Regions from separate parts of the Mus musculus genome. Here all the other regions are linked to region 1. Evidence: chromatin contacts called from ENCODE Hi-C or POLR2A ChIA-PET data. All regions are on one chromosome and are shown on one strand. The core of a region is the stretch at or near the end of the contact, and the rest is flanking DNA. Distances in the headings are between cores, read along the strand shown.

What was found. A loop is a pair of places that touch in the nucleus more often than their neighbours do. ChIA-PET counts read pairs that join two places held with the same protein, here RNA polymerase II (POLR2A).
Region 2: POLR2A ChIA-PET joins it to region 1 with 20 read pairs in Patski. The contact joins the promoter of Hdac5 here to the promoter of Tmub2 in region 1. A Hi-C loop is called at or near these places in 2 of 37 maps with a recorded cell type or tissue (CH12.LX and v-Abl transformed pro-B cells). POLR2A ChIA-PET finds 5 or more read pairs at or near these places in 4 of 5 experiments (Patski and embryonic stem cell).
Region 3: a map of heart shows a loop between it and region 1 (2.4-fold over the local background). The contact joins the promoter of Hrob here to the promoter of Tmub2 in region 1. A Hi-C loop is called at or near these places in 2 of 37 maps with a recorded cell type or tissue (heart and v-Abl transformed pro-B cells). POLR2A ChIA-PET finds 5 or more read pairs at or near these places in 4 of 5 experiments (Patski and embryonic stem cell).

The regions. Positions count from the first base shown.
Region 1 is chr11:102,282,287-102,286,818 of GRCm38, forward strand. Tmub2 (transmembrane and ubiquitin-like domain containing 2) reads left to right here and starts at 2,665. Exons shown (of 4, transcript NM_028076.4): 1 at 2,665-2,802; 2 at 3,378-3,432. The coding sequence starts at 3,398.
Region 2 is chr11:102,227,930-102,232,461 of GRCm38, forward strand. It overlaps Hdac5 (histone deacetylase 5), which reads right to left and starts at 2,243. Exons shown (of 27, transcript NM_010412.3): 1 at 2,076-2,243. It overlaps Mir8101 (microRNA 8101), which reads right to left and starts at 2,221; the gene lies at 2,111-2,221.
Region 3 is chr11:102,246,822-102,251,353 of GRCm38, forward strand. It overlaps Hrob (homologous recombination factor with OB-fold), which reads left to right and starts at 2,061. Exons shown (of 10, transcript NM_153544.3): 1 at 2,061-2,271; 2 at 3,858-3,908. The coding sequence starts at 2,269.

The sequences.
Region 1 (4,532 bases), core at 1,415-3,914:
TAAGGGCTGGGGAGGTACGAAGGCCTTCATTTGATCCTCAGCACCCACATTAAATAATAATAATAACAATAATAATCAGGCCATGGTGGTACACATCCTTGATCCTAGCACTTGGGAGGAAGGGGCAGGTGTATCGTTATCTCTCTGAGTTCTAGGCCAGCCTGATCTACATAGCAAGTTTTAGGACAGCCAGGACTACATAGAGAAACATTGTCTCAAAGTAAATAAATGAAACAAAATTAAAAAAAAAAAAAAAAAAAAAAGGCCAGGTACAGCTGTATGTCTGAGGAATGCCACTGCTAAGTGGTGAAGGCAGGTGGATCCCTGGCCAGCTGGTGTAACACAACTCCAGGGTCAGTAAAAGCCATTGTCTCAGAAAGTATGATGGAGAGAGTGATTGAGGAAGACTCCCTAGGCCTGCATACATATGTACCTACATACACAGGTATACACACACACACACACACACACACAGAGAGAGAGAGAGAGAGAAAGGCATGCACGCACGCAGAGGCTGCCAGGTAGCTTGACAGAGTCATTTAACTCCAGAGGCTGAGTCAGTCCCAATACAGACTCAGATTAAGGTCTGTCTTCCTAAGTCTGAGAGTTCAAAGCTAACCTGGCCAACTTCATGAGTTTCTGATTCAAAAAACAAAAAACAAAAACAGAAAAGGCAGAGCAGAGGCAGACAGGAGGGTCAGGAGTTCAAAGTCAGCCTGGGCTACTTGGAGAACTGCCTCACAAACAAACAAACGAACACCTAAGTTTCAAAGTTCAATAGTTTAGGAAAGGGGGCTAGAGAGATGGCTCAGTGGTTATGAGCACTGACTGCTCTTCCAGAAGTCCTGAGTTCAAATCCCAGCAACCACGTGGTGGCCCACAACCATCTGCAATATGAATCTGGTGCCCTCTTCTGGGGTGTCTGAAGACAGCTACGGTGTACTCATATAAAATAAATAAATAAATCTTTTAAAGATATATAGTTTAGGAAAGATAAGGAGAACATCTACAGTGTCATGAAAAATGTCCGGGCGTGGTGGCACACGCCTTTAATCCCAGCACTCGGGAGGCAGAGGCAGGCAGATTTCTGAGTTGGAGGCCAGCCTGGTATACAGAGTGAGTTCCAGGATAACCAGGGCTACACAGAGAAACCCTGTCTCGAAAAAAACCAAAAAAAAAAAAAGAAAAGAAAAGAAAAGAAAAAGAAAGAAAGAAAGAAAAATGATTAAGGAGGGGCCAGTGAGATGGTATGGGGAGGGGCAGTTGCCACAAAGGCTGGTGACATCAGTTCAACCCCTGGGACCCCCAGGGTAGAAGGAGAATCAAGTCCCACAAGCTGTCCTCTGACCGCCACGTTTGGGCTGTAGTGCACACATCTACATATACTCAATCAATAAATAAAATGTAATACATTTCTTAAAGTGACCAAGACCATCAAAACACTGGGTTAATCTCATGGTGGTGCCCAGATGGGAAAGATCATCCACTACACTGGTTCTCTGTAAAGTTATTTTTGGTGCTACTTCACAACTGTAATTTTGCTACTCTTATGAATACTAATATAAAATCCGATATGCGACCTCTGAATGAGTCGTTAGACTCAAAGGTTGAGAAAGGCTGCTTGCTCTTCTACATAGTGAATCAACAATCAAACAAAACCAAAAAAAAAAAAAAAAAAAGGAAAAACTAATCCAGGGTGATAGACTTGGAGAGATGGTTCAATGGTTAAGAGCACTTGTTCTTCTTGCCAGAAGACCTGAGTTCTCTCCCCAGCACTCAAGACTGGCGATTTACAACCTCTTGTAACCCTAGCTCATGGAGATCCAATGCCCTCTTCTGGGCTCTGCAAGTACCCACACACGCGGCATACACATAGAAACAAGTAAAAGAAAAAAAATCCTTTCTTAAGAAGGCACTCTATTTGTTTTTTGTTTGTTTGTTTGTTTTTCGAGACAGGGTTTCTCTGTATAGCCCTGGCTGTCCTGGAACTCACTACTTGTAGACCCGGCTGGCCTCGAACTCAGAAATCAGCCTGCCTCTGCCTCCCAAGTGCTGGGATTAAATGCGTGTGCCACCACTGCCCGGCTGAGGGCACTGTATTTGTATCTCTTTAAAATGCCTTCCCGCTTCATTTATTAAAGCTATACGAGGTAGAAATCTTCAAGTACTTAAGACTTTAATTTGTATTCTTGCCCATCTCCTCGAGGAACAACTGTCTTAGAAGTCAAAAATAGCAGACTTTACCGCTCCCAACCTTGGAGCCTGGTGTGCATTGGCGAAGCAGTAATGAATCTCATTAGCTCTGGAGCTAGAGAACCAAACCGGAAGGAAAAACCAGGCGGGAAAGAAGGAAACCTAGCGGCGGGTGGACCAGGAGAGCTTGCCAGGGCAATCGTCTAAGCATGAAACCACGCCCCCCACAAACACCTTCCCCCGCCTCTTCTCTTTTGGCCCCGCCTCCGACCTCCAGGAGGTCCGAGGCCACGCCTAATGGGCGTGGTCTTACTGCCGGAGGTCCGAAATCCCGCCAACAATGACTCCTCCCCTTCTGCCGCGGCGCAACCTGGCCCTTTTATTTAAAGATTACGTTTACGTCAGTCCGCCTTACGTAGCTTTGCGTCATCAGTACAAGGCGGGGAGGCGGGACTTCCTGTCCTGGATGTTAACAGCTTCCGAGAAAAGCCGGAAGAGATCGGACCCTGGACAGAATCCTGAGTTGCCAGCCCCTCCCCTGACCCCTACGGAAAGAGAACTACAAAGACTGTCCTGGCGAAGTCAAAACATTTATCCTGGCTTTGTCAGGTGAGGCTTTCCTTCCCCATCGAGGCACAGTAACCATCCAAACCCCCTTTAATCTCCCATGACTCCTCGCGTCCTCAAGCTCCGCCCCCTCTCCTCTGCCCCGCCCCGAAGTTTGAGGGGTGTGGATGGTTTGTGACCCCCCTACCTCCCGACCCTCGCTTCTTCACCTGACCCTAAACCATCACTGTCCCGGAGAGTCGGGCTTGGGCACTGCGACCGAAACCCGGAAGCTCCTCGGCTCGGGGGTGGGGTGGGGGGTGCTGATGGACTCCACTGCCAAGGGAATAGGACCTTTCAGACGCAGAACCTTCACCCCAGAAAAAAGCACGGTCGGGGACGACTCCCCACAGTGCGGTCAGGATCGTCCACAGGCTGAGGAGAAAGCCGAGGCCTTGGTCAGACAGATGCAGGTCCCCTATCTGGCCCCTGCCCGCGGCAGTTCCTTGTGTCCTCCGCTTCCATCTGTCTTTGCCACAGTTTCCTTTTGTGTACATCACGGTTCCTGACACTAACCTGACCAACAGGGGTTAGTTATGGGAGTGAGACGTAATTGCTATCATTTGTTTATTGAACAGTGTTAATTATTTTTGCTTCGATGATTTCACGTCTTCTTCAAAACAACCTTATGAGGTAGGTAACCATTTTAAACCCCACTTTACTGTTGAGAAAGCTGAGGCTTTGAGAACGTTGCTGGACATTGCATAGCTAGAAGAGGGGCTAGACAGTGACCCAGAATCGCTTCCCTGACTCCAGGGCCAATCTGTGTAAATAAGGCTGTGGAAACGCTTCTGAGAGTGTTGGTGTGTTCTACAAATATTCCTTGAGCAGCTACTGTGACATTGCATTAAGAGCTTCAAACAAAGAGAACTACCCTCGGTTCTTATCTTCCAGGAGTCAATGAAGAAATGGACAGGTTATGAGTGTAATGATGTTTTGTGGGTGCTGTGAGAGTAGTCTGATGATGATAATCACCAGATGGATTTGCCCAGAGACAGCTGTGAACGTAGATTCTCCAAGGAAAAGAGACGGTACTCCGAGGAATATGCAGAGAGCCTCCAATGCTTTCTCAGAAGCCGCAGAGAGGGAAAACCTTCATAGCACAAGACAGATTGAAAGAAGGATAGTGGGAACCGTTGGGAAGTATTTCCAAATAATTTCTACTTGGGCAATGGTTTTCTTGAAGCTGTCTCGTGTAGCCTTAGGCAGCCTTGAACTTGCTAAGTAGTGGAGACTTGTCTTGAACCTTGTATCCTTAGTTCCTTTATTTCCCAAGTTCTGGGATAACCAGGGCATGTAGAACAGCGGTTTTGCAGTTATAAAGCCAAGCCTATGGAGACTAAAGCGTGTAGTGTTTCTGGTGACTGTCCTATGTGGCTCCCCAGAATTTGCCAGAACAGTTTAATAGACAAACATGTCTGCTGATAGTCCCAGTACATTTGTCCATTTGAAGTGATCTGATCCTATCCTTGATAGATCAGAGTATATTTATGTATTTGGCTCTTGACATCTGGGCATGAATGGGTGTGTGGGCATGAATGGGTGTGTGGCCATGAATGAGATGTAATCCAAAGGAAATCTGGCAAGGGTGGCCGCACAATGCCCATTAAAGAGTCTTTCTAATCTGAAGCTACCACTGAGGCTGCTGGGTGCATGCAGATGTGCTTGGTCATGTGTTAGGAATCCTAGAGAAACTCCAAGCTTAAAGAAGCAAAATGTAAGCCGGGCAGTGG
Region 2 (4,532 bases), core at 993-3,492, 55 kb before region 1:
AAAAGAAAGGGAGAGAAAGTTTAATTAGCCAAAGTCAGCTACAATAGGCCCCCTCACTGGCTGCATCGGGTTTTCATTCATGAGCAAGAGACAATGCTCCAAAGCGCCAAGAATTGCCCCCCCCCACTGTCTCTTTCTCACACACACCCCCCAACAGGGGTGAGTCCTCTAGCAGGCTGGCTGAGCCCGATGCTGTGTTCCAGACATCCCTCCTCGGAGGGACGTGAGTAGGAAGAATTAATTATTGAAGAGCAGCTGGTTCTTCGGCACTGACTGCATTACCCCCAGCTCCTAAGGCTGCCCCCCCTCCTCCGCCATACAAAAACAACAATGACCCCCATTCCCAAGTCCCGTGTCTAAGCACACAGCTAAGCTACCAGCCCCAAGAAACGGAAAGCAAAGCTCTTATCTCTGCAGCTACTTGGGGTGGGTGGTGCATGTGACACTGTTACCCCCCCCCCTCACTCCAGATTACACCATCCTTGGGGGATGCACCGAGGAAGAGGGCGAACATTTTCTACACGTGCCACCTGGGACCTGTCTCTCCTGGCAGTAGTGTGTCAGGAGGTGCCGGGAGCCTGCGCCTTTAATTTGGGCTCCCAGTCTTTAACAAGATCTAGTCCAGATCCAAGTCTAAGAGGAAAGAGAGAAAAGGGAAGACTTCAGAAGGAAGAGGCAGACCAAGTTCTCCTCAAGCTTTGTTGTTTAGGAAGGGAAAGAGAAGGGAAGACTGGAATGAGGAGCCCACAACATGGTTCATCCGTAGCCCATCTCCACAGCCAGCATGGGCTCTTGGGTCCCAGTGTGGAGGGCATAAGAGCCTGGGAGACCCTCCCTGCCTGCAACCTTAGGACCTAAGTGGAGGGCCAACAGGTTCCAATGTAAGGATTAGCCAGAGGTCTTCTGGCCCAAACCAATCTCCCATCCCTGCCTCCTTTTGTTCCTAGGATCTAACTCTATCTTCCCCTCCCACTGATCCCTAAACCCCTCTCTCCATTCCCATTCCCAAGATCCAAAGCTAATTCCAGGACCCAGAAGCATAGTGGTCACTACCAGAGTGATGGGTACACACACACACTACACACACTACACACACACACACCACACACACCCCAAAAGCAACTGCAGCTGCTATCCTTCCTCTTCAGGGACAAAGCTCATCTCAGAAGGCCAAACGCAGGGACATGAAGTGGTCACCTTCTCCCCGAAATGAAACACACTCCCCGCGCCCCCCCCCAGCTCTTAGATTAATTACTTATCGTCCAGCCAGTTCTCATCTTCCTGAGGGCCCCAGGGATGGGTGGGGAGGGGGGAAGCCGACTCCCCCAAGTTAACAAGGCACTATTAGAACCTCTGCCCCATGAGAAACAAACCCAAGATGAAAACTGGGCGCGGGAGTGGGGTGGGGAGATCTGCCCTAGCCAAGAAAGATCACCAATTCATCTCCCAGCTCTTTCCCGAGCTCCAGGGTGTCAGACAGAAGAGGGTGGTAATAAACGCAGTAACGCCTCACAGGCGAGGGGGTGAATAGCACAGACAAGTAAGATGGGCCCCGCAGTCCTCTTCCACCTGCAGGGACGTCAAGGACATAAAATCAAGGGTATGTTCTTCGCCACTTGGAGAAGCACTGTGGGTGGGCTGCGCCCCTCACCTCAGAGTAACAAGAAAGGGGTGTCTAGTGAAGAGAGGGTCTGCCCAGAATGCGGGTTGCAAGGCTCAAATCGCAGTTGCAACGGATTATGAGCCGCCGGGGAGGAGACAAATCAGACATCCCCGGCCGGTCTGCGGGACATTTGGGGGCGCGGGGTGCGGGGTGCGGGAAAATCGGCCCCTCCCTTACCTGCAGAGAAGGAGCCCTGCAAGGGAGGGATGAGGAGGGGCGCGCGCGGCGAGCCAAAGGCGACACTCCCCGGGCCCAGCGACGCTCCCTGGGGGTGCGGGCTGGCTCGGCGCGCGCGCCGGGAGGAAGGACAGGGTCGCGGGGAGCCCGCGGGCAGCGACGGCGGGAGGACGGGACGCTGCGGGGCGTCCCGGGGCCGTGGGAGGTGGGGTCCTGGCGGGTGCGGCGCGCTCACCCGCTGCGGCTCGAGCTCCGGCTTCGCGGGCGGCGGCGGCAGCAGCGGCGGCAACAGCAGCGGCAGCGCCTCCTCGACGGCTCCTCCATCTTTGCGGCGGCTCCTCCGGCTCCGCTCGCCGCCGCCACCAACAACAACATTCGGAGACGTCACTCTCGTCACGTGACCCGACCCCGAGCTAAAAATAGGCTCAGACCCCCCCTTTTTCGGGCTTCAACCGAGAACCCTCCCCTCCCATTCGGCCCTCCCCTCAGATGGGCGGGACCAATAGCGCCACCGTGACAGCTTCTTAAAGGGCCAATGCCCAGCCCAAGGTTAGGCTGGGGTGGAGGTGGCAGAGAAGGGATCCCGATCTCTTCGCCAAGTAATGAACTGAGTAGAACCCGGACCCCGGCTGCTGCAGGGGCTGGATGTGTGGGATTTACGATTTTGTTCTCTGTGCTTTTTCGACTTCCTTTTCAAACGGCGGATGGTGCAATCTTTGCCCGCCTGAGCTGTTCCCTAACACGCCCTTCCCTCGTTAGGGGGAGGGTAGAGGGGGGTGGAATCCTAGGGGCTGCCTTGGAAGTGGAAGCCCCTGCAGGCGCGTCAAAGCTGAAAGATTAGCTTGGACAAGTCTCTAACCCACCGTGCTAATATGGCACAGCGCTGCATCTTGTTAAAAGAAACTCCTTGGAGAAAGCCAGCATAGGTTGTAACTGTCCCTGGCCTTCAAAGGAACAGACCAAGAACCTAAAAGTCCGCTGGTCCCCAACTTTGATACCACACATACTACTACCACGTCAGTGGAACTGAACATGACTGTATCATTAAACCTACATTGTTTTGTCAATGACCTAGCAATTTTCCTAGCAAAAAATGTATTCTAAGAAAATATTGTGCTCCAAAATGAGTATAGGAAGAGATTGTTTGTTATATGAGATGTCAGAAACAACCTAAATAAATATCCATCAGGTAGGTATCTGCAAATAAACTAGGAGACATCTATTTAGTAAGTTATCATACAGATGCTCAAAATTATACATATGTGGGGGGTGTAAAAGCGGCTTTTGGGGCGTTTGACAGGAATCTGACATTGGTCAAGGACAAGAAAATGAGATTCAGGCAGGAATCTGACATTGGGCCATGACAAGGGAGTAAGTTCAGGTAGGAATCTAATTTTAGGGTGGAACAAAGAAGTAGATTTCAGGCAAGAATGTGATTTTGGGCTAGGACAGGGAAGTAGGCTCAGGTATCTTGGTCATCCTGACAAGCTCTTAGACTTTGTTTATTGCCTTGACATACGGCTTTAATCCCAGCACTTGGGAGGCAGAGGCAGGCAGATCTCTGAGTTTAAGACCAGCCTGGTCTACAGAGTGAGTTCCAGGACAGCCATACTGAGAAACCCTGTCTGGAAAAAACAAACAAACAAACAAAACAAAATATCCATTAGTTCCAATACTTTATACAAACGTTCATGAGTCTGACTCTGTATGCCTGAAAAATCTAGGTTATATAAACCAAACGTTTTCTTTCTTTTTTCTTTTCTTCTCCTTCTCCTTCTTCCTTCTTTTCTTCTTCTCCTCTCCTTCTTCCTCCTCCTCCTCCCTCCTCTTCTTCCTCTTCCTTCTCCTCCCCCTCCCCCTCCTTCTTGTTTTGTTGTTTTGTTTACTTATTTTCAAGACAGAGTTTCTCAGTGTAGCCAGCCCTAGCTGTCCTGAACTCAATTTGTAGACCAGGCTGGCCTCATAGAGATCCACCTGCCTCTGCCTCCCAATTGCTAGGATTAAAGGCGTGTGACACCATGCCCAGCAATGTTTACTCTCTTTGTTGTCTTCTTCTATACCCCCTGAAATCTGAAACAACCTCGTTTATTTTATTTTTTAATATTTATTTATTATATGTAAGTACACTGTAGCTGTCTTCAGATACCCCAGAAGAGGGCATCAGATCTCATTACGGATGGTTATGAGCCATCATGTGGTTGCTGGGATTTGAACTCACGACCTTCAGAAGAGCAGTCGGCGCTCTTAACCGCTGAGCCATCTCTCCAGCCCACAACCTCGTTTAAAATAAAACACATGCATAAATGGTGCTGAAGTAGACGGTAAAGGTTTTTCCTATAAAGTACCTCATGACTCGGTCCCACACCCACTGTCTCCATCTTCACACCTCCATCCTAGCCAAATTCACACCTTACCTGAAATACTGTAGCTGTATCCTGGCAACTGATACCCTCCCCGAATCCCTCTCAGTCTCCTCCAAAATCTGGAGTGATCATTTAGGATGCAAGTCTGCTAAAGAACGGTTATGAAAACAATTCTGATTTTTGTGACTAAAACCTGTCAACGGTTGAGAAGAGTGTAGAACAACTCACCAGAGAATCTCGTTCGGAAACGTTCATACTTGGACCCCACCCCCGAAGCTTGTTGTTCAGGGTAGAAAAGAGGCCCAGAAATCTTTATTTTTTTAATACAC
Region 3 (4,532 bases), core at 811-3,310, 36 kb before region 1:
AGAACAAAGAAAACGTTTTGAAAACTGGGTGTAGTGAAACATGCCTTTAATCCTAGCACTTTGGAAGCAGAAGCCCTGTCCAAGAAAAAAAAAAGAGGAAGAAAGAAAAAAGAAAAAGAAAGAAAAGAAAGAGGACTGAGAGATGGCTTAGCAGCTCAGAGCAATGTCTGCTCTTCCAGAGGTCCTGAGTTCAATTCCCAGCACCTACATGGCAGTTCACAGCCATCTATGAGGGGATCTGATGCCCTCTTCTGGCATGCAGGTGTACATGCAGCTGAGCACTCAGACATAAAATCAACAAAAATAATTTTTTTTTAAAAAAGGGAAAAAAACGTAAAAAGAAAAGGGCATTAGCTGAGCACAGAGGCGCACACATGTAATCCCAGGAGGATGTGTCAGAAGGGAATGTTCTAGGCCACCCTTAGCGATGAGACCTTTTCGAGGAAGGGAGGGTGGAGAGGGAGAAGCAAGAAGTATGCTAAACTCTTTAATGACTGGGTTTGAGAGCAGTGGAAACTCAGACCGACTAGGAATAAGTTCAGAAATGGAAAACCTGGGTTCTGGGATGTAGGCTGGAAGCAGATCAGAGGACTCAGACAGAGCAGGATGACAAGCTCAGTATAGGGGGAGGGTCCCAGCACTGTTAATTTTGTTTAACCTGGAATGATAACAGCCAAGAGTCCTGGAGTACTATGTGATTCCAGGTATGACCCTGACCAAGCTCACATGCTCACATAGCAAAGAGGAGGTAGAGTTGAGAGCCTATGACCCAGCTATCGAGACTTCAGCATCTACAGTTTAACTGCTATACCATTTTGCTTCCTAGAATTCCAGGGGACTGAGGGTTTTTTTTTTGTTTTGTTTTTTGTTTTTTTTTTGGTTTTTTTTTTTTTTTTTTTGACAGGGTTTCTCTGTGTACCCCTGGCTCTCCTGGAACTAACTCTGTAGACCAGGCTGGCCTTGAACTCAGAAATCCGCCTCCTTCTGTGCTGGGATTAAAGGCGTGGGCCACCACCACCTGTCTGGGACTGAGTTCTTGACTAGAGGCTTCAGGAAGACAACCCCCCTATAATTATGTGCAAAGCATCATGTGTTTGTACACATGTGCCTTGTTCTGAGGAAGAATCCACCAATTTAGTCATATTTCTATGGCTCAGACGGCTACTGTGCTCTGAGGAAAAGACACACCCTGTCTTTCCCGGATCTCTTCATTCAGTCTTACTTGCCTTATATGCTTGAGCCAGGCCTTACCTTCCAGTCCCTGCATGGCCTCCAAAGTAATTTTGTTTATGTTTTTGTTTGTTCGTTTTTTCTGCAGTGTATGTATGTATGGTAGCTGGGACCAGAGTCTTGAAGACGCTTAGTACAATGTTGACCATTGGAATGCACTCCCAGCTTTCAGGCCTATTTTTCTAACATGCAAAGAAGGCACACATTTTTCTGTCGTAGAAACTCTTTAGGGCTGGGCGTATTATTAGCTTAGTGTTGAACATTTGCTTAGCACGTGCAAGGCCCAAAATCGTTCAATCCCTCCTCATTCACCAGAGGATGATGGCGCATGAGGCTCTCTACCTTTTCCTGTCTCTACCAATCAGCTTGGCCTACAAAGTGTGAACCCCCCCCCCCCCCCCGCCGCCCTCCCCGGTTCCATCCCTAGCACCACATAAAACCAGCCACCCCAGCGTTTGGGAGGTAGAGGAAGAACAATATGGAGTTAAGGTTATTTTCGGCTACAAAGTGAGTTAGAGGGCAGCCTGGGCTACACGATCGGCTGCGTTCTGGTGAGGATGAAGTCACTCTCAAATCACCAGTGTGCTCAACAAAAAAAAAAAAAAAAAAAAAAAAAAAAGAAGGGAGAATAAAGTGTATAAGATTTCTCCAAGCTCCCTTTCAACCAGAACGTGGCAGCCGGCTGGACTAGAGGGACCGCTTGGGGGCGACCGAGAGACCTTTGATTTTCCCTTTAAGGCTGCGGCGGAAGGCCCGAGGAAGAAGGACTTTGTGTCGGCAGGATAAAAATTGGTGCCTTCCCTTTAAGGGGGCGGAGCTATTGTTTTGGCGGCGGCTTTGAAAGCCGCTCTGGGTGCACGTTCTTAGGCGCCCCTCTCTCAGTTTCCGCTGCGGTCTTAAAGACGCTTCTCTTGGACCTTGCTCTGGGAATGCGACCGGACATAGTTCCCTACTCTACGTCTGGGTCGAGTTGGAGGTGAACCCTTGAGTCTGACACGGCCGGGCCGACCCGCCGGCCCGAGCCCACGGCCTGTCGTTATGGTAATGCCGCGTCTAAGCCGCCCGGGCTCTGGGGAGGAGGCGTTCCAGCCCCGGGGAAGCCGGACTCCGGGTTGGGCTCCGGGCTCGCTAGTCTGCTAGGACGGGATCTGCCTGGTAGAGACTGAGTGTAGTCTGCAGACCTGGGGGCTAGGTAGGAAGGGCGCGCAACGCGCAGGAGACCTTGTGAAAGGTACCTCCCCCGGACATACAGACCTACAGACAGACAGAAAAATAGTCATCAATCCCTGCGAGCCCAAACGTCACTGGCTTTTGGAATCTTTGCCCCCAACCTCGTGATCTTGGGGTGACTAACATTCAACTCTCCTCTCCCTCCTTCCCTTCCTCTCCTCCTCCGCCTCCTCCTCTGTTTTTATTTTTTTGGGAGGAGGGTGGGTCCTTGAAACAGGCTTTCTGCCCCTGGCTATCCTGTAACTCAGTATGTAGATTAGGCTGGCCTCGAACTCAAAGTTCTGCCTTAGGCGTTCTGGGAATTAAAGGCAGCAGCTACCATGCCACACGCCCTCAATCCCCCACCAAAAACCCAGGCTGTGGGTGTGACACTCGTCTGAGTCTGCTGTCCAGGAAGAAGAACCGTAGACTGGGGCAGTCCACACTCTTGGCAACTTTGCCTTTGGCTTTGGTCCTCTGTAGAAAGAAATCACTGGCTTGATCCTCAGAAACAAGGGTTTCAGGCAGGGTCCTTTCTTGTGTTGGACCAACCTTTGAGATTCTGTTGCAGAATACTCAGGCCTGTTTCCAGAGGTGGTGTAGGCAAGTAATCCCATCCTTTGGGAAAGGAAAGGGTCAGGAGTTCAAGGTCAGGGGCTGGGGAAGTGGCTGAGCAGGTAAAAGGTGGTTGTCTCTGATGCCTCAGTTACATCCCTAGGACCCATAGGGTGGAAGAAGCCGACTCCCTCAAGTTCTTTTCACCTTCACACCCATGCAGTAGTGTACCCCACCCCCACTAAATCAATCATTTTTTTTATATAAGATTTGAAAATTACCTTTATCAACATAATAATGACTTGAGGCCAACTTGGGCTACTTGAGACCCTTATGCTGACCCTGCCTTTGTCTCCCTTAGCAGTCGCCTCTCTTTTACTATCTCCCCTTTCTAGGAGTAGTTCAGATAAACTGTGTGTGTGCATTATATGTATATATGTGTATATATATATATTTTTTTTTTGGTTTTTTTTTTTAAAGAAAGTATTTTTTTGGTTTTTTTTTTTTAAAGAAAGTTTTTTTTTTTTTTTTTTTTGGTTTTTCGAGGCAGGGTTTCTCTGTGTAGCCCTGGCTATCCTGGAACTCACTCTGTAGACCAGGTTGGCCTCGAACTCAGAAATCCGCCTGCCTCTGCGTGCTGGGATTAAAGGCATGCGCCACCACGCCCGGCTCGAGTATTTTTAAGTCTTTAGCTAAATCGAATTTCTTCTCTTTTCCCTCTTCCAGTACTAGCCAGACACACCAGAAACCCAGTATACTTGAGATGGTCACATTAGAGCTGGGGAAAAGGTTGTAGTGAATACAGGATGATGCTGCGGGCGGTGGTTTCCCTCCGGTCTCAAGTGCTTTGTTTTCTTTTTCAGACGTGTGGTTTTCAGAAGTTGTTTTCTGTGGAAGAGGACTTTGAAGATGAGGTAGGGAACTGTTGGTGACCTGGACTAGCAAAAGATGCCCTGAGATGGAGACACAGCCAAGTTCAGGACCTTTGAAGCAGTCCCAGCAGGCAGCTTTCAATGGACATATCTTTCATCTTTTCTTTTTTTTTTTTTAATCTATCTCAGGCTAAAAGTGTAAATAATTGTAAGCAAGGACCAACTTGGTGCTACTTGCTTGTATTGTAGTTCCAGTACGTAAGAGGCTGAAGCAGGAAGGTAGGAACCCAAGGCTGGCGTGGGGCTACATAGAGAGACTCTGTCTCAGCAACAACAGCATATTCATCTGTCTTTGTTTGCAGTATGTTTCCGGCACACGGTTTCTCTGTGTAGCCCTTGCTGTTCTGGAACTCGCTCTGTAGACTTGACTAGCCTGGAGCTCACAGATGTTTACCAGTCTCTGCCTCCCAGAGTCCTGCGATTGAAGGCCTGCATTGCCGCTGCTGGCTGTATTCAACTGTCTTAAAAATAAAACAGGCTAGATGTGGTGGTGGTGTATGCCTTTAATGTAGGCAGCACTCGGGAGTTAGAGGCAGGCAAATCTCTTGAGTTCTAGGACAGCCAGGGCTATGTAGAGAGACCCTGTCTCAAACAAAAGAAAAAAAA